Linked DNA regions of Homo sapiens: all the other regions are linked to region 2. Evidence: chromatin loops called from intact Hi-C (ENCODE). Cell type or tissue: A673. All regions are shown on one strand.

Evidence for each region. A loop is a pair of places that touch in the nucleus more often than their neighbours do. Peaks named below come from ENCODE experiments on the same cell type or tissue, not always from the same donor. Only the 100,000 strongest peaks of a DNase experiment are listed, where the experiment ranks them.
Region 1: a loop joins it to region 2, with 7 times the contacts of the local background. A loop is called at or near these places in 2 of 110 quality-filtered maps.
Region 3: a loop joins it to region 2, with 2.4 times the contacts of the local background. A loop is called at or near these places in 5 of 110 quality-filtered maps.
Region 4: a loop joins it to region 2, with 5 times the contacts of the local background. A loop is called at or near these places in 5 of 110 quality-filtered maps.

What each region holds. Positions count from the first base shown.
Region 1 is chr3:35,943,973-35,948,972 of GRCh38, forward strand. No RefSeq gene overlaps it. Among named protein-coding and RNA genes, the nearest start is that of MIR128-2, 200 kb to the left of the region's middle. In A673, a CTCF peak has its summit at 2,762; a DNase peak (open chromatin) is centred at 2,719; H3K4me3 peaks cover 461 bases; H3K27ac peaks cover 955 bases.
Region 2 is chr3:34,880,982-34,885,981 of GRCh38, forward strand. All of the region lies in intron 2 of LOC101928135 (a long non-coding RNA gene), which reads right to left. Among named protein-coding and RNA genes, the nearest start is that of LINC01811, 720 kb to the left of the region's middle. In A673, a CTCF peak has its summit at 1,948 (motif pointing right); a DNase peak (open chromatin) is centred at 1,950; H3K27ac peaks cover 558 bases.
Region 3 is chr3:35,656,946-35,661,945 of GRCh38, forward strand. The region is part of intron 1 of ARPP21 (cAMP regulated phosphoprotein 21); the gene reads left to right. Among named protein-coding and RNA genes, the nearest start is that of ARPP21-AS1, 7.5 kb to the left of the region's middle. In A673, a CTCF peak has its summit at 3,069 (motif pointing left); no DNase peak of the experiment used is centred here.
Region 4 is chr3:35,906,466-35,911,465 of GRCh38, forward strand. No RefSeq gene overlaps it. Among named protein-coding and RNA genes, the nearest start is that of MIR128-2, 160 kb to the left of the region's middle. In A673, CTCF peaks have their summits at 2,111 (motif pointing left) and 2,324; a DNase peak (open chromatin) is centred at 2,076.

The sequences.
Region 1 (5,000 bases), 1.1 Mb after region 2:
ACCATGGAAACCTCATCTCTAGCAGATGTTTGCAAAAGGCTGGCTTCCACTTCCATCACTAGTACTGACTCTGGGTCTCTGGGTAAGGGATCATCTGGAAGAGCACAGAGCCTCCTCCTGACTCTGACATGTGGTCTCTTGTCAAATATATTCACCTAAAGAGTGTGAGGTTTAAAATCAGACACTTAGATTTGAGTCCAGGTTCTGCCACTTATTATCGTAGTGATAAATCCCTTAACTTTTCCAAATCTCATTTTCTTCATCTTTGAAAAGGCTATTATAATAGAGTCTTTCTCATGGGATTATGGTAAAGATTAAATGAGATAATTCAGGGCCTGTGTTTATCTCATTGTCATATCCCTAGGATATACACTGATGCATGCATGTGTGTGTGTGTGTGTGTGCTTGCATATGTGTATGTATTTACATATAAAATATTTCTTAAATTAATAATTCAAGAATATTTCTTGAATAAGTCTTGGGAATTTCCTCCCAGCCTTAAAACTCTACAAGTTACTGGGACCCAATCTTGTGAAGAGATTGAAGAGCTCACTGAACCTCTGCAGCTATTACGTGATAAAAATGATTGAAGCCACTTGCCAACATAAAAGTGCCTTGTGCATGGTTATTAATAATACTGAGCAGTGCCCATTATAGAAAACCTGCAGCTTTTATGCTTCCATAATTTTAGTCATGCTATCATCCTCTCAAAAAGAAGAATCGCCCCCAACACAAATTCTACCAGCTCTCTATTTTCCAATAAAGAGAACCTTGCAAATGGTGAAAACAATGGCAGGTCCTTTTCACCTAGACCCACTCAGAAGTTAGGAAGGGATGTGGATGAGAAACATTTACCTTGCCCGACACAAATCACCACATGCTTGGCTGTTTCCAAGCTGATGGCAAAATCTTCCATTAACAGAAAGGGGAAGGGATGCTCCTCGTTCAGCAAAGAGCCACTTCTGAAAAGGCACTCTTTTATAAAACAAAATAGCATGAAAAATATTTAGAGAAAATAACCAAAATGGACTTCCAAAAGCAAGCTGAATATTCTTTTACATGACATTTACAACCATCACTTGTTTCAGAGATTACTCACACAAAATCTTTAACATTCCAGAAGCCTATCCTTTCCATTTAGATGAGACTTTTTATAATGACTCTACTTCCTGTTCAAAGGGCAGAAAATTATTGTTTAACATTCTGGATTGCTGTGTGTAAACATTTGAAATTAGAATGTAATTTGTTGGGTTCATAGCAAATATATAACATTTATAGTGTACATAAAGCACAAGTCATCCTCTATAAACTGCCTAAAATGGTGATAGAAAAGTTACTGTAATAAACATTTTAGTGATGTTTAGTGCGCTGAGAGATTGCCTGTGAGAAAATGATATGTAATATTAAGAAAAAACACTTGAATACAATGATCCAGAAAGTAGAAAAAAATGCATGGGGAAAGCCGGGTCAAGAGTTGGTGGTGACAGCTGATTTTTTCCACTGTGGGATTCATAGGTCAGAGAACCCAAACCTGAGGGAATGAAGTCACTCCAAAGAGAAGACTTTGACTCATCACTTCATCACTCATCCCAGGAGGTGAATGTTCAGACTGCTTTGCTCACCTACCTAGGTGTGCCAGAAAGCAGTGTGGCCTTGTCATTCCACCTCTGAGGTCTCTGTCCTGCCAGATAAAAACTACAGGAAAAAATAATTGGAGTTTGATTTTGAAAAGGAGGGTGGGGAGGGAAAAATAACTAACTTTTAAGAAGAACAGCTTCTGTTTTTCCTCGTGGTCACTAAATTGTCTTTGGGCTTAACTGTTTTGGCCAAAGACTTTAATTGAATTTTTTGAAATAGGACTCCAGTAAACTAATGCTTCCTCCTTTGATGGGGCCAGTATTATAGTTTGATTCCACTGTATTAAAGTTTTCATTCTTTAAAGAAGTATCAGCCATTTACATAATAGTGTAAAAATGGGCAGACAGTGAGGTTTTACATGTTATGCATCTTTACCCAAGATTATATTTCAAATAGGCTGCTAACATGTTAAATATGGAACTTTCTTCTAGATGGGCCTCTTATCCCTTCTTGCATGTTTTCTGAGAATTTTCTGAGTTCAATATTCAAGTATCAGTCAAAAGGCTCCAGGACTTAATAGTGAAAGCATGTTCCATTCCACATTTCATATCCAGCAATAACATGCTTCCACTGCCTCGAATTATTTCTCTCTCAGTCAATGTACAAGTAAGATTAATATAATTTAAATATTTGGCGCTATAGATGTTGCATTTGGAAGATGAGAAACAGGAAGCTCCTGCAGGCAAATATCTTTGAGATGAAAAGCCGCAATAGAAAGTTGGGTTGCATCAACTTTCAGATAAAATTCCCTTCTCCCAATGTAATGCAGACTATGAAGGATTTTCTTATTTTCAGAAATAAATAATAAAATTGAGGTGGGAAGAGCATTTCCTTTTCTTGTTATAAGCTTGTTCAGAATTATTATTAAAAGATAAACCGGGATCCTTCATGTGCTTGCTCTTACAGTGTTGAGGAAACTATACTATACATGAAATCTCCTGTGGTTTTGTCAGCCAGATTTGTCTTTATTTACCTTACTCAAGGACAATAAAAGGTATTGGTAACAGCACCCATGTGCAAATTTCACTTGTGGAACTACGTGATGAAGCCAGAAAGGAATCAGGGTTTTAAGAAGCACAATAAATACCACAGACAACATAGAGACCTGACGCCCCCTATTGTTAAAAATGTGTAAATCTAGAAATATATTCAATTAGACGTTGGACATCAAGTACTATCATTTTACTTTTGACTGGTGCCGTTACCTATTCAGAGACCTTCTTGGTCTTATTTTTACTAACATACCAGATGGACTGGTCCATTGCATCCCTTCATTATTATTGTAGCCAAGTGCATATTGTCATGTCAGGCATGAGGAAGGGACTGATGAGGAGGGCTGTGGCATACACAAAGCTACTGTGGAGAGCCCTGCTAATTGCCTTGTGGTCCAATCTCAGCAACAATGTGATTACCTGGCAGCAGTCCAGATGGCATCAGCCTCTACTCTAGGCATGTCAGCCCACAAAGGAGGGCACTGCCACCTGCTCGAGAAAGAGAGGTGAGCCCATTAATTCTGATTTACAAAGATGACACTGATTGAAGAGAGTTGGGCATGTGGTACCCCATAGCCCATTTCTAGAAACAGGCCACTGAGACCTCTTCATTCTTTCCATTCTCTGTCCTCTGGCCTTGCCTGCAATGAAATTACTTGCAGCCTTTAAACTCTGTTTGCTCTCTGGTTTTATTGCTGGCAGAAAGCTGTACAGTTTATCAACATTATCTCATATTGGAAGATTCCAGACAGTGGAATGGTAGTTGTTGGGGCCATTAAGAGATGGCTCCACAGTCTGCCTGATGCAGAATTTATAGAGTCTTACTGTGTAAAGTCCTAGAAAATACAGATTGTCTCATTAGATGAAATGACAGCCTAGCACCTTAGAGATAGAGCAATTCCAAGTACTCGCAGGCCTCAGGTACAACTGGGCTTCCGAGGCTTGTTAAAAATGATGCTGATAAACTTTTAAGATTTTTACAGGATACATCTTTCTGTGCTCATGACTTCAAGGGAAAATAGGCTTTCTTCATTCTAGAAAGCTCCTTCAAATCCTCCTTTGAGGAAATTCATATTCCTGTCTGTCTAGGGAAAGTTGATAACTTTGCTCTTTGTTCTTTCCTGTATTTCCACTGTGTGTGTGTGTGTGTGTGTGTGTGTGTGTGTGTGTGTGTCTTTGGCTGAGTTACTCTGAAGTGAAGGCTGAGACATGGTTTATTGAAGATGGTTCTCCTTGGAGAAGGGCAGCGAGGGAAACAGGAGGGGCTGAGCAAGCCTGTGGTCTCAGGTGGGGTCTAACCTCAGCCAGACACCATGGGGAGCTCTGAAGCATGCATTGCTCCACAGAGTTGATCTCACTCTTAGTAAGGGAATTATCCTTTTGCCCTCTGTCAGTCAGGTATAATCCTCCATGGAGAGGAGGGATGGAAAGGGGTTGCTGTGACCTCTAGGTCAGGAGGATTTAGCTTGGTCTAGGAGAGTGGTTCTCAAGAAGTGACCCATAGACTAGCAGAATCAATAGCACCTAGGAATTTGTTATAAATGCTAGTTCTCAGAAATCTCCCCAGACGTACTGAATGAGAAACTCTGAGAATGGGGTCCAGATCTATGAGGGTTAACAAGCCCCCCAGGTGATTCTGATTCATTATAAAATTTGAGAACCACTAGTTGAGGTCAATTCCTTGGAGAAGGGGGTGTCTCTGAGCATGTAGCAGTCATCACTCACAGCAGCTGCAGGATGGTTGCACAACCCTGATGAAAGGGGTCATTTGTATTTATTTATTTTTTATTCTTTAACTTTTATTTTACATTCAGGGGGTACATGTGCAGGTTTGTCACATGGGTAAATTGCATGTTGCTGGGGTTTGGTGTACAAAAGATTTTGTCAACCAGATTGTGAGCATAATATTTGATAGGTAGTTTTACTATCGTCACCCTCCTCCCACTCTCTGCCCGCAGATAGGCTCCAGTGTCTATTTTTTCCCTTCTTTGAGTACATGTGTATTCAACATTTAGCTCTCACTTATAAATAAGAACATGCAGTGTTGAATAGGGACATCTCTTTGTTGAACAGGGAGTCCTTTCCCCATTGTTAGTTATGGTTGACTTTGTTGAAGATTAGATGGTTGAAGGTGTGTGACTTTATTTTGGGGTTCTCTATTATGCTCCATTGGTCTATGTGTCTGTTTTTGTACCAGTACCATGCTGTTTCGGTTACCTTACAGCATAGTTTGAAGTCAGGTAGTATGATGTCTCCAGATTTGTTCTATTTGCTTAGGATTGCTTGGGCTATTCAGGTTTTTGTTTTTGTTTTTGTTTTTGTTTTTGGTTCCATATGAATTTTAGATTAGTTTTTTTCCTGGTTCTGTGA
Region 2 (5,000 bases):
TCCTAATTGTCATATAACTATGCAGTCTACTTTTTTATTGAAGTAAACAGCTGCTCTTTCTTTTGCATAATATATTTATTTAAAGCTTACACTTTGTGATATTCATATTGAAACCACTTTCTTACCTTACTATTTTCTAATCCTTTAAAGGTAAAATTTGAGGGTCAGATGTGTCCTTTTTAAGCAATGCATAGTGACATTTGTCTGATGAAGTTAGGTCACACAGTACTGAGGAGTCTGTCATTGGCTGGTGGCTCACTTTCACCTTTACACCCACAAGTTCTCACTGACACCCACTCATTACTTTAAATGATTCTCTTTTGCAAACTAGACCTTCTGAGTATCGTTTCTTGGCAAATTGCACAGGAGTCTAGCCAATTAATGAGTAAGAAAAATTTCCTTTCCATTAAGTCTTAAGATAATAGGTTTTTGAATCTGTTCTATCTAAAAATTAGCTTTTAAGAGAGGTGTTGATATAAATATAATGAATTAATATATCAAATTTCTTATTAAATGTTCTTGATACTGCTGAATATACTGAAAAAAGTATGAAACGCCTCTATGAAAATTTATCCTTGTGACCTCATACAAATCCTTTGTGCCATCTGAGGCTTACTTACTGCATCTGTACAATGAAACATTCGCCTATCTTAGCCATAACATCCCCTGCCCTACTCAGAGGTTTTGCAACTCTGTGAACTCTAAATATAAGGCAGATCCAAGTACTCAGTTAGGATACAAGTATTTGGGGGATGATGCATAAACTTTCAGAAACATGCTTTAGAATTTAGTATGGCTTACCAATAAAATAAGTGATAAATAGTTTGAATAAACAATGATATTCTGTTAAATTCTTTATTACAGTGTACTTTATTGGATTTTTTAATGATGCAAAAATTCCAATGTGATGAGCCAATAACTCAAGACTTTTTTCAGATAAAATATGTATTTTCAGGTTCTAATCAGTTGCTTATGCATTTATCCATTCATGATTATTTACTTAAGTAAAACTGCAAGGTAGATGCAGTGTGGTGATATAAAAATGGAAACATGAGTCCCTGGAGACACTTGTTTGATAACTGTCACTAAGATTTGTTTCTCTGATACCAAAGAAAAGAATTTTGATTTTGGCCCTAACCAAGAGATATTTCATTAAACATTACTTTTATAGGGCACTCTAGGTGTTAGGTCAAAAATATGATATATGTATTTAATATAACAAAGTTCTTTTTATCTTCAAGAGAAATGTATAACGTTCAGCATAACTAATAAAGAAGTACTTTTGTTGTTGTTGTCGTCGTTGTTGTTGTTGTCCTTTTGGCAGAATATCTTGAGGAACATGTGTTCCATGGGAAAGTTTTGGGGATATGATGTGCTTGGTGGGTCTATAAGGTGGAGTTCAGTTGACCACCCTCTCTGGCCAAATGTTGAAGAGCCTTTTTTTATTTAAACAAACAAACCAACAATATCATGAAACAATTGTTTAAACTAAATGGAAATGACTTTTGGCTGATATCTTCTTTCAATGATTTGAACTATAGTGTCCTGCAACTATGAACTAAGAGTTTAATGAAAACATATAGTTAGACTTGTGGTAAACTTATGCAAAATTTCTTCTCTGAGTGGGTCACCAATTATTTTATAGGAAAGCAGGTTAATATCACATTTTTCTTGCTGTGTGTGCAAAACAGTCTAGAAATAAGTGCAAAAATGCCTACTGTACCCCTTTCACACTGGCCCTCAAAATAATTCTGAATAACATAATTAAAAGAAACTTGACAGAGAAGACAGAAGTCATTTTTAAAATATTTTAGATTCTAGGGTAATGCTGAATTAACTTTGTCCTTTCTATGTTTTTGTCCACGATGCCAATCCGTAGATATGATGTTGGCCCACATACTCCATACAGTTCTGCTTTGCAGCTGCAAAGTAGATGAGGGGCCAGGAGGGGGAGTAGAAGTTAAAATATTGCAGACAGAGCTACCCTAAAATTCATGATAAAATGATTAATGCTGATGACAGATGGAGAAGTAAGCAAGGCCAGCCAGAAAACACCACCAACTGGTACCTAAGGACAAAGAATGAGGACTTCCAAAATGACAAACAGAACAGTAATTGAAAAAAAATCACATGTGCAATTATTAAAAAGGGGAAACTGTAGTAGGAGACAAACCATTTCTCAAATATAAATGCAAATGGTGGTTGTATATGTTTCAGCCAGACAATGGTGCTTCAATGTATCACCGTCATGAAAGAACAATGAGGCTTAGGCTAAGTTTGTGTGTTGATTTTCCATGAAATCCACAAAAACAGGCTATAATTTTCAAGTAAATAGCTCTCCTATGGTAAAATACTAATGCTTTTCTTGCATACCTTTTCTTTTTTTTTTCTCTCAGAAAGCACAAGATAGATCCAGGTAGCCTTGCTGATGAATGTCAGATATTTTAAGCTTCCTTTATTATTTTTTATTTCTACGAAGAGTAAGGCAAGAGGGAATAGTGCTCCACATGATGATATCTGCTCCATTCTGAGCAAAAGTGCTTTTAAATCCCCCAAGCCTGGTCTCAAAATACTCTCCTATGTAAAATACCAAGGGAAAAAGAAAACCCTAGGGACAAATAAAGGATGAACCAGATGATGACATTTTTTCTTTTGATATTTTTTCCCTTTCTAAGGTTACATATGCTTGCCTTCACTGTCCATTACAAATATGCTTTGTCCTTTAACTGAGTCAGAATGCCACCTGGGTGTGCCACTTCCTCACAATTATGCTGTAAATATGTTGATTTATGCATACAATTATGCATCTTATATTATATTATGTAAATGTGGCTATAAACCTAATGTAGACCATTCTTCAGAAAGAAATTTTAAAAATTCCTTGTAAAAGTTATCATATATTATCAAACTTTTTTGTTTCTCCACAAATATATGTAAACATTGAAACCCTTAAACGGCCTGGTACATGAAAGTTACTCAATACTATTGACTTTGTTTCTTCTTATTCCTCTTTCCACCTCAGGCAGCAGACAGGAAAAGAAAAAAAAATACAAAAAGAATCCATGGAGATAAGAATTGTATGATTATTATAATGTTAACATTTGTATAATATTTTGGAATGGTGGCTTTTATGGCAAGTTTTACGCATGCATCAGCAGTTAATCAATCATATTAGACAGAACAGTATGAAGGGTAAAGTATTCAGGAGTCTCAATTGCTGCTCTCCACCTTTTCCCTCAACATTTCCCCACACTGTCTGAGATCCTTGTTGCTGTATGGATAATACAGCCCATGATTAGGAAAAAACATTCATCTTGACTGCAAAGTAGTATAGGGTTAGTTTCCAAAAACGAAAAATATGGAGAAAAGGAACATGCATTTTTGCCAGTTCTCCCTCTTACTGAATTTCTTGCTTACCTCAAGCATAAATTTCCTCTTTTGCATAAGAGGGATATGAATGTTTTGAAAATTCAGCAGGTAAAACATTTCAGCATATTTAGTTTGGGCCCTGGCACAGAGTAACTTTTGTAGCTGCTATTTGATTTAATGTCTAGAGAAAAATTCAGTATCACTGCCCAAAATGGTTATTCCTTAAAACGTCTTTGTTTTATTATAAAAGCGGTAAAATCTTGTGACAGAAAAATTGGTAAGTGGAGAATATTACAAAAATAGCTCCCAGTTATATTTTCCATAACACATATAATTTTGGGGTACTTTTTCTAGTTTTTTTCTTTTTTAATCTCATGGTGTTTCATTTTTGTCTTGGTAATCATTCTGTACACACAATTTGGCATACTCCATTTTTGTACTGTTTTTCATATTATTTCATAACCATGAAATTTTAATACCCACAGAAAACTTTATGTAAGAAAAGTGTATTTAATTATTTTAAATTGCCTCATTTAAAAATTTAAGAAAATTTTTAAAGCAAAATACGCTTGTAACAATTATTCTTAGGCAGCTATTAAAATAAGTTTATTGATTACACTATGTATGGGTGATATTAATTCACATCCTTGCCACAGAACTTTTTTTTTTGTTTATCATCGTTTCAGCATGAAGGGATTAGTGAAGTACCTAGTATTCAAAATATGCTATATTTGAATTACTTCTCAGCTAGAGTAAATGCAGTATGCCAAAAAGATAGCCCAAAGCCCTGGATACACTAACAAATGCATTGTATGTGGAAATGATAGATTTTTTCTGGAAGTAAATTATTCATCTGCCTGGATCTCTGAAAATATTAGCCAAGCAAAAATAGTTGCTGAGAACACAGTAAATTTTACAGTATATTTTTTCCCCTGACAAAATATTTTGAGAAATTTGTTGGTCAAAGAAATTTTTATTTCTCCTCCCATTCTTATTAAACATTATTCATAGAAAAAAAATTCATTATCTAAGTTCCATGGACCGCACTGGAGTTTCATGGATGGACATTGGGAGTTTCATATGTTGCTTAAAATTGTGCACCAAATCTAGAATTTTCGAACCTTTCTAGATTGGTCTTGGGAGACGGGCTTTACTTTTTTCATAGCATCTAGTGCTGGACATAACGATGTCAAAGTTTCCTTCCAACTATAAAGAAATGTGTTTTTGATGGTCTGCTGATATGATGGTCTCAATGTCTCCCAAAATTCATGTGTTAAAACCGAATCCCGGTTGTGGTGGTATTATGGGGAGGGGGCCTTTCGGGAAGTGATTAAGTCATGAGGGCTCTGCCCTTATGAATGTATTCGTGCCTCATAAAAGGGCTTGAGGGAACTAGCAAAGATCCTTTTTACCTTCTGCTTTGTCATATAGAGGACGCAGCAAGAAGGCTCTCAGCAGACAGCAAATGTTTGTGCCTTCATCTTGTACTTCCCATCCTTCGGAACTGTGAGAAATACATTTCTGTCCTTTATAAATTACCCAGTCTGTGTATTCTGTTATAGAAGCACAAATGGACTAAGAAATTGGTGCTGAGAAGTGGGGTGTTGCCATAACAAATACCTAAAAATGTG
Region 3 (5,000 bases), 780 kb after region 2:
GAAGATATGATCTCTATGAGAATCATTCTTCAAAAATGGTACTAATTCCATTTTTTCCAGGCAGAGATCCTAGGCAAATTTTGGAATTTGGAAAAATCTGACTGACATAGTCCTTAACTGTGTTACCCCTGGTACCCTTCCCCTATTTTCTCATTCGGTATTTTTCTTAGAATCCTTTCCTGTAAACTTTGCTGCTTTAAAAATGATTTTCATGGACACGTTTATTCCTCTCATTTAGACTAACTGTGAAAAACTGACAGCCTAGAACTTTCATCCAGTTACCTCCCACATATATGTACACGCCCTCAGAAATTGCCATCCATTCACAACTTAAAGAGCCCAGTGGCTTCTGAAGGAAGCCCATACCATTCTGAAGTAGCTATAATTTTTAAAGACACTAAGGTCTCTAGAAATGTCTGGAAGATCAGGTCTCCAGAAGAATTGGCAGTTTAATTCTAGCCAGGGATCTGATCAGGTGATATCAATAAACATCTGTTGAAAAAATGCATATGTTTCTCTCAGTGAACGAGTTAATAGCTAATACACTTATAATGGCAACTCTGTGTGAAGTACTTTTCTGAGTACTTTATGTATATTAATGTGCTTAATCCTCTCAGCCACTTTTGAGGTAGGGACCCTTATTATTTGCATTTTCAGATGAGAAAACTGAGGCACAAACACATTTGGTAACTTTCTCAGAGTCAGTGGTGGAGTCAGTCTTCAAGCCCTTGATGTCCAGCTTCAGAGTCCATGCAGATAGTCTCAGTTGACTTAGTCCTAAAGGCAGCTGTGGGTTGAGGTTCCAACAGCCTCTGGTCTGCTTCATTCCTCAAAGTAATCTCCAAGCCCGAATCCTAGCATGGTGGTAGAGGTGAGGCTCCATAAACCTTAGAAATAGCTCTCCCAGATATGACAACATTTGGGCCTTGGACCAGTGGTCGTGCATCCACTCTACAGTAACAGGGGCTTCTATAGTTAATTTGATTCTCAGTTTTAAGATTACTAGAGAATCAAATGTTGAGTATGCACTTTTGTATGTTAGTGGGATATCTGAAGCAACATTACTGATAAAAAGTAATTGCACATTTCTGGATAGTGATAACTGGAATAATACTCTCTTGTGATAAAAGATACAGTTTTTACATGGTTTGGCATCTTTCTTTAATCAGTACCCATGATTATATAGGTGAGTCTTGCATTCCCTTCTTGGTGAACACATTCCAGACTCATAGATTGGGCATGGTGATGGCAGGCAGTGGAAAAAGCATGGGTTTTTGAGAACTGTGTTTGAATAATTTTTATGCAGTTTGACTTTGGGCAGGGAATTTTATCCTTTCTGAACCGTTTTCTTTCTTTCTCTTTCTTTCTTCTTCCCTCCATGAGTGAATGATTCGTTGTAGTGAGGATTAAAAACACTATGTGTAAAGTGTTCTTTTTGGCATTTTGTACATGAAATAATGTATGAAAACATGATACCTATTATCTGCTTGCTATGAGTTAAGATATCTGTATTTAAGTGGAATTAAATATGAACAACTCTGGGAGTTTGTGATGATCGTTATCCAGGTACCAATTTTTAGATTTACTTTCAAAATCTAAAAATGATATGCAATATCAATTTCTCTTGGTTACAAAGACTGGTGCCAAGGTTTTTCTCCTGATGACATACCCATAAGCCTTGTGAGGAAATAAAGTAATTTAAATATGAGCTTAATGCCAGCACAGCCATAGAAGTAAATACATGTCTATAAAATGAAGCACTTAATTCCTTTAAGTAGCTGCCTTTTAGGTTCTTTTCTGAACTGACCCCTTTTTGGCCCCCAGGCTCTGATGTGTAAGGCTGGACCTGTGCTGTGCTGAATTTCAGGAGAGAGTGTACAAATGTTACTCACAGTGTGAGTAGTGAGAGATGGAGTGCAGGCCAATCTTCTGCAGCTGGGAAGAGCAATTAGCAGCTTCATGAATTAGGGTCTTGTTTACACTGTTGTCCAAGATAATCATTTGTTTGTTTTAACTAAGATGCTCTATCTTCATCAGAGGCATCAATCCTCATATTTAAATGATAAAGTCTTTGAATTTCACAGATAATGTTTGGATTTCACAGCGGGAACCCCACACAGCACATATTCTCTCTTGCTGACTTTGATAATCAAGACATGAGCTATGTATATTGCAAGTTTTTCTTCAAATAGATATGAAAACACGATGTCATCTATTCTTGCAACATTTTTTACACAGACCCATTTTAAGAAATACTTTTAACATTACGTCCCAGCACACATACATACATGCTTGTGAATGCACACAGAGTCCACAAACACTTGTGTTCTTCATGTAGACACAGCACACAAGCTCAGATTTTTTGGTTAAATTTATGCCTTCAAAACACATTTTAAAATATGATAATATGAATATAATATAAATAGTTAATATTTTAAGCAATTGAAAAATTAATACACCTTTCTGGGTTTAGATGATTAGAAGACATTTATAGAAGACATTTACATTTTTAGAAACATGCATTCATTTCCTATTGTATTCTAGACATCTTGGCGGGTCCTAGAGACCCAGAGATAAACAAAGCACAATCCCTGCCCTTGGTGAACTTACAGCCTGACTCTCATATCATTTCAAGGCCCTAGGATAAGTGCTGGAGTGCAGGTGTGTAGCCTGATAGAGACATCAAGGTGAACACAGAGGAGGAACAGATCATGAAAAGTGGGCGGTAGAGAGCTAGGAGATTTGTTAGTAAAGGGTTGAATCTCATTTTGTTGGTTAATATACAAGTTTAAAGCAGTAATTCATCACATGTTGTAAGATGAGTTTCTCAAAAGGAGAAAACCTTTAGAGAATAAAGGTGGCTGGTGTGTTGTTCTGACTGATGGAGGGGCTTCCTGTTTTATACCAAAAGCACTGTATTGTTCAGGAGCAGCTCAGTCAAAAGACATTGGTCCACAATGACACCTGGGTGTGTAAAGAGTCACATAAGTTCTTGTAATAAAAACATCAGAGAGCTGTTTTATGACAAGAGTCACAGGTGTGCATTGCACCATCTGCTGGCATAGGGAGAGCATGAGAGGCTTTGCCAAGGGACAGATCAATGTTCTAGCCCTGACAAGCCTTCCTGGCATCCTTCTCAGGGATTCTCAGCTTTTGGACCTTGACTTCTTTCCCCTTTTTGACATAGAGCAAAGCAAGAGGTGGTTTAATAAATAATCATGAGGTATCACTTCTAAATTACTGAAAAATCTTTTAAATATCTGCATTTACATGGTTCTTTCCATTTCCTCCAGGAGAACACAGGGGGCTGGTCTATTCCCAATTCTGAATAAAACACAAGATGGTATCTATAAATGATCGGCCCAGCCACCAGAGGACCTCTTGCTCTCCTGCATTTCTTTGAATTTGTTCTTAGCCTCAGCTTCTGCCTCTGGGCCCCATCCTTCCAGATGTGAGCAGGCCAAACTCTTACTCTGCTTCCACCCCCTTATCCGCACATACACCATAAAAGTGCACCTCACTTTTTGCCCCTTCAAACTATCCTTGCTATTGGCTATAGTCTTTGCCCTCGAAATCTCTTCTGTGCCATCCTTGGAGAAAGGTCTGGAAAAGGAGAGCAATACTTGAACTCTCAAGGAAAGACAGAGGAAAGTTGCTTCTAACTCTCAAGTGTGTGTAACAAGAGGTTAAGATAATGACTAACTTCATTCTCAAAGTTCACTTCTTGGGGGATAATTATCAGATTCTTGATGGGTATTTATCAGTAAGGAGAATGACTAACTTTTGACTGAGGATTTTGAGTAAATGCTTCTATTCTTTTTTGTGGGGTACTACTCTCTTTATCTTACTGGATGGGAGATAGTTGTGGGTTTTTTTCCCTAAATAATGAATTAGTCTAATTTAACCCTTTATCTTGAAAATTAGTGAACAATCCTATAATGACTCATTTGGAAGTCACTGCTTAGCATACTTACTGAAAAACAAAGAAAATATGTAGTTGGAAAGCTAAATTGAGTAACTCCTTGTTTTTAGCAGATTATAAATTTCTTAAAGGCAGGTACAGGGCTAAATCTATCTTTGCATCTCACAATTTTTAGCAGACTTTTTTACACCTAGTAGGAGCTGGGTAAATAATAGTTTATCAACTTCACTGGCATAACAAGGCCTAATTACACACATGATCACATACACATGGATTACCTGTACAATTGAAACTGGACCCTCCAGGAGAGCGAGTGCTTTACTTTGACCAATTTAAATACAAATCTCAGCCTTGTAAAACATCAAATACAGAATATAATTTAATATTCTCTCATTGATTCATTGTCATAGTATGAAAATCAGTTATTGAGCTATATCGTGAGAATGGTGAATTTGTGCTGTTAAAACTTCACCTCCTCCAGGCATATCCACAAGGAGAAATGGCAAACAATGGGACAAAAAGAGGAAAAGAGATAAAGTGACTCTGTCAGTCTTTACCAGTAAAAGTCATGGAATACTGCTCAGCACATAGAAACATGCTGTAAGTGTTAGTTGCTGCTATAATTATTTAGGCAGCTCCTTTATTAGAATCTTTGAACTGCTAGTATACATTCTCTGCATGGAGTATAGAAACTTGAAAATAAATACAGCATAAAGAAATCAGAACACTTATAAATTTCTTATGACCGGCTATAAAATTCAAAAAATCAACAGTATTCAATTCTCATTGACCTTTTTATGTCCTGCCTCATCTCTCAAAAGAGTACTTTTGTAGGCAACAATAATACATATTTCCTGGAGAGAGAATGAGGCACAGTGGATGCCTTTGTATTTATTGTGTTACCTTGGGCAAGTTCCTTGACCTTACTGAATTTTAGTTGTTCCATGTGTATAAAGGAGACAGTGACATACCTGTTTCTGGTTGTGAGGTAATAAATGAGATACTTTGTAAAAGTTTTGAAACACTTCATGGGCACTAACTAATTTGTAATCATAGTATCTTGAATGCCTATTATGTG
Region 4 (5,000 bases), 1.0 Mb after region 2:
CAAGGAACATAAAATGTACCATATATTTTGTTGAGAAAAATTATATACTTACTTTACAGGAAGGGAGTCTTGATCCAGACCCCAAGAGAGGGTTCTTGGATCTCACACAAGAAAGAATTCAGGCCAAGTCCATACAGTAAAGTGAAAGCAAGTTTATTAGGAGAGTGAAGGAATAAAAGAACAGCTATTCCATAGACAGAGCAGCCCCAAGGGCTGCTGGTTGTTCATTTCTATGATTATTTCTTTATGACCCCAATGGCTGCTGGTTGTCCATTTTTATGGTTATTTCTTGAGCAAATGCTAAACGAGGGGTGGTTTATTCATGCCTCCCCCTTTTAGACCATAAGTGGTAACTTCCTGATGTTGCCATGGCATCTGTAAACTGTCATGGCACTGGTGGGTGTATAGCTGTGAGGATAAACTGAGGTCACTCTTGTGGCCATCTTGGTTTTGGTGGGTTTGGGCCGTCTTTGTTACTGTGACTTGTTTTATCAGCAAGGTTTTTATGACCTGCATTTTGTGCTGACCTACTATCTCATCCCATGACTTGGAATGCCTTAACCATCTGGGAATGCAGCCCAGTAGGTTTCAGCCTCATTTTACCTAACTACTATTTAAGATGGAGTTGCTCAGGTTCACACACGTCTGACACCTACACATATATGGAATAACACAGAGATTTCAATAGTAGTGCCATTTAAAGCACCAAACAGAAACCACAAAATTTTTATTAATTAGGGCTAGTAAAAGAAAATGTGATACATCAATAAAACAGCATACCACATTAAATACTACGTGTATGTCTTTGTTCAAGAGAAAATCATAAGGTACAGAACATTGTGTGAATATTATTGTTCCGCTTGGATTTACTGGAAGAATGTATACTGTACATGAAACTGGGAGATTAGGATTATAGCTAGTGTTAGGGTTAGTGTTTGGGGCAGAAGCTCGAAAGTCAAGCTTACAAGGAAGACTAAGTTTTCACTGTATATTCTTTATAATATTTAAATTTTTACCAGATGCTTACATTAGCTTTTTTTTAAAGAAAAGATAACATCTCCAGATGATTTAGACAAAAGACAAGACATGTAAAAATTGCAGAGAAATCTGAGACAAGGCTTAATATTCAAATAAAACCAGAATGAATTTCAGAATATTCCTTCCAAAGCATTCTTCTTTTAAGATATGACATTATAGCTCAAGGGATCAGAGTCAATATTCTTGGATAGCTAGAACTTTTTGTAATGACTTTCCTGTTCTTTTTGTTCCAAGAGTATCACCTTCATTTAGTATATACCTGAAAGAGTCAGGAAAACTTACTTGGTGCTAGTTAGTTGCAGGTTTTGGCAGCCAAGGCTGTAGATAAGCAAAGGGGAATCTTTCAAATTTCTCATTTATGATATTTAAAAACACATTTAATCTGTGTGAGCAGGTTTAGAAGTACTGTAAATCATTTTGTGTGAATTGTAATGATAAATTATAGACTGAAGAACGCCCTGAGAGTAGGTATGATGTTTCGTATGCCTGAATGGTCTTGGACTGGGACATTGCCCAAGTCCCAAAGTACATTGGCTTCCTTATAAAAGTATTTCCAACTGTTTTAGCTAACTCTTCTTTCTGTCCTCAAAGTTACCAAAGAACACAGAAATTATGCAAAAGTGGGTTCTAATACAGTTTTACTTTTATATAGATAAGGCATATAATCCCACTAAAATTTGTTATATACAAATGAGTCAAAGATGACTTTTGTGAATTGGCCCCTAGGTTGCTTACTTCTTCAGTATAACTGAAATTTTTATATAGCAGATGGTTTTAAACATAGCCCAAACAAGCACATTTTAGCCATTTAGAACCTGACTGCTTTGCATACGATGGTAAAAATCTGGTAGCCATAGATGAGAATAATTTCTGGTGCTGTTGAGCAGACATCACTCAGATAGGTAAGCCTCCTTTCTGATCTTCCTCTCCCCAGGAATTCCCTTTCCCTCTTCCTCTTCTGAGTAGAAACCCCCACTGCCTCTAGCCTCTGGCCAGATGCCTGCTATGAAGGACTTGCCTGCATGCAAACCTGTCAAAGCAACACTCAATAAAGCTTGTGTGCGCTACTGCCACCTCGTGGTCGATTATTTTCCTTACTTAGCCCCCAAATCCCTTGAATTGTAGCTCCTCCAAATTGAAATGATTTTTTTTTGAATTATAGTAATATAACTTCGAGATAATTACCTAGTTCTGATTAGAAGATGCAATTTGTAGGGTGAAAATAAATTGTTGTTAACTTGCCTTGGAGAAAAAAACTGAATTGCATGGGTTATCACTACAAAGAGGTTGAACTTTCTCATTTCTAATTTACAGTCTGAAGATAATGAGCTATTGTTAGGTTATGTAGTCGACTTAAGGTCACATAATTAATGACCTCTTAGGTTTTGAACTTAGGATATTGTTTAAAGAAAAAGCTTAGACTAATAAAATTTAACAGAATTTAACTGAGCAAAGACTGATTCGTAGAATCGGGCAGCACCCAGAACCAGAATACGTTTAGAGTGGCCCCAGGGCTGTCACGTGGTCAGACAACTTTTAGGGACAGATAAAGAACAGTGATTTACAGAAAATGGAAATGAGCTACAGAAACAGCTGGATGGGTTACAGTTGAGCCTTCAGTTAATTTGAATCTGCCTTCAACAGTTGATTGCTGGTGATGGGCTGAGACTGTTTCTTTTTAATAGAGTAGGTTACTGTCTGTTTACACATCAGATGAGGTTACAGTTAAATATGTTGGATGAAACCTTTAAGTTTGATATTTCCTTTTTCCAAATTGTCTGTCTTTTCTTCTTTTACAAAGTAATAAGGTTTATCTTCTTTTTCTATCTTCTCTTAATTTTTTAAATTGATGGAATTTGAGTTTTTACTTCAAATTTCAGCTATTATAAACAAATAATTTTGTGTTTTGTGCTGTATTGGCCCGTTCTCACACTGCTATAAAGAAATACCTGAGACTGGATAATTTATAAAGGAAAGAAGTTTAATTGACTCACAGCTCCACATGGCTGCAGAGGCCTCAGGAAACTTACAGTCATGGCGGGGAGGCAAAGGAGAAGCAAGTACTTTTTTAACAAGGTGGCAGGAGAGGGTGAAGAGGGAAGAGGCCATTATAAAACCATCAGGTCTCATGAGAACTCACTCACTATCAGGAGAACAGCATGAGGGAAACTGCCCCCCATGAGCCAATCACCTCCCACCAGGTCCCTCCCGCAACACGTGGGGATTACAATTCCTATTGCAATTTGAGATGAGATTCTGATGAGGACACAGCCAAACCATATTTTGTGCATTAAACAATCTTACGCATTTAACCTTACACTTATGTGATTATTTATGTATCTTTCAAAAGTCTTGGTTGCAAGTAACAGAAACCAAACCTGGTTACCTTAAAAAGTAAAAAAGAGTGCATCGAGGGGCCGTATTTTCCTCATGGAGATGAATGGAACCTGGGAGAGAACTTTGAAGATAAGTAGGAATCAATTAAACTCCAGAGGGCTGGGCAGCAGGAATGCTAGGGAAGGGTTTCAGCACAACAATTCATTCATTAAAGTCATTACAATGAAACAAAACATCTCTAAACTGCCTTACCACCCTGTGACATCAACTTGAGGAGATAAAGTTATGGGAGCCAGCTCCTGATTGGCAGAAGTCACTTGTTTTCTGAGTGAGGAGAGGATGCATGCGACCACTTCAGCTTCCATAGAGGACAGTTGCTTCTACCTGACAGGTATCTCCAAATCACATAGGTGAAAAGAGTGCACTCATTATGGGTTTAAATTGCATTTTAGGAAATTTGAAAATTTTGAGTTAAGATAAGAATGTTTTAAAAATAAAATCCATTTGACTTCCCATTTTCTATTAGGGTATGAGTCATTTTCTTACTAATTAGTAAGAGTTATTTCTATAATAAGACAATTAGTTCTCTGTTACAGGTAATTAAAATATTAAAAATTGATTTGACTTTTTATTATATATTTTAATATGCATATGTATCATTTTCTTTTCCTTCTATGCACTATTTTGCTAGTCTTACAAAGTCATCTCCAACTGCAAGATTATTGTCATAAAAACAAAGCAAAAGCCTCTTGTTCTTATTTTAAAAACTTCCATGGTTTTGTTTTCAGTATCTAAAAATTCTACCCATTACCTGGAATTTATTTTAATACTAGAAATAAAGCAGCATTCAAGCTTTATTAATTTTAAAAAATTGATTTGTTGGTTGCCTCTTGTCTCAAATGACTAAAATGCTATCTGCATCATAAAATTAATTCTTACATATATTTAGCTTTACTTTTGGACAATGCATTATTTTCTGTATATTTTAATTATTGTATACTTATATATGTTTTAAAATCTGATTGGACTAGTTCCTCTTCCTTATTCTTACTTTTCAGAACTTTCCGAGAACTGTTTCTACTTATTTTTACATATTAATTCTAAATGTAGCTCTACTGATTTCTTAAAAAATATTTTGGTTTGGGGACATTTTACATTTATGTATTATGGAGAATGGATATCTATAAAATATTGAAACTTTCAAGGAAAGAAGCATTTTATTTTTTTTACATGCTTTTGTTTATTTTTTAACCAACCAAAATTCTGATAACCTCATATCCATTGTATGGACATAGCACACTTTGATTATCCCTTCATCAGTTGATGGACATTTGGGTTGTTTCCATATTCTGGCTATTAATAAAAATGCTGCCATGGACATTCATGTACAGGTTTTTGTGTAGACATATGTCATTTCTTGGGTATAGATCTAGAAGTGAAATTGCTGGGTCATATGATAACTTTATGTTTAATATTTTGAGGATCGTCAAACAGTTTTCCAAAGTGGCTCTACCATTTGACAGGCTAATCAGCAATATATGAGACTTCCAGTTTATCTACATCCTTGCCAAGATGTTTTATTATAGTCATACTAAATAGTAAATGTGAAGTGGTATCTCAAGCTG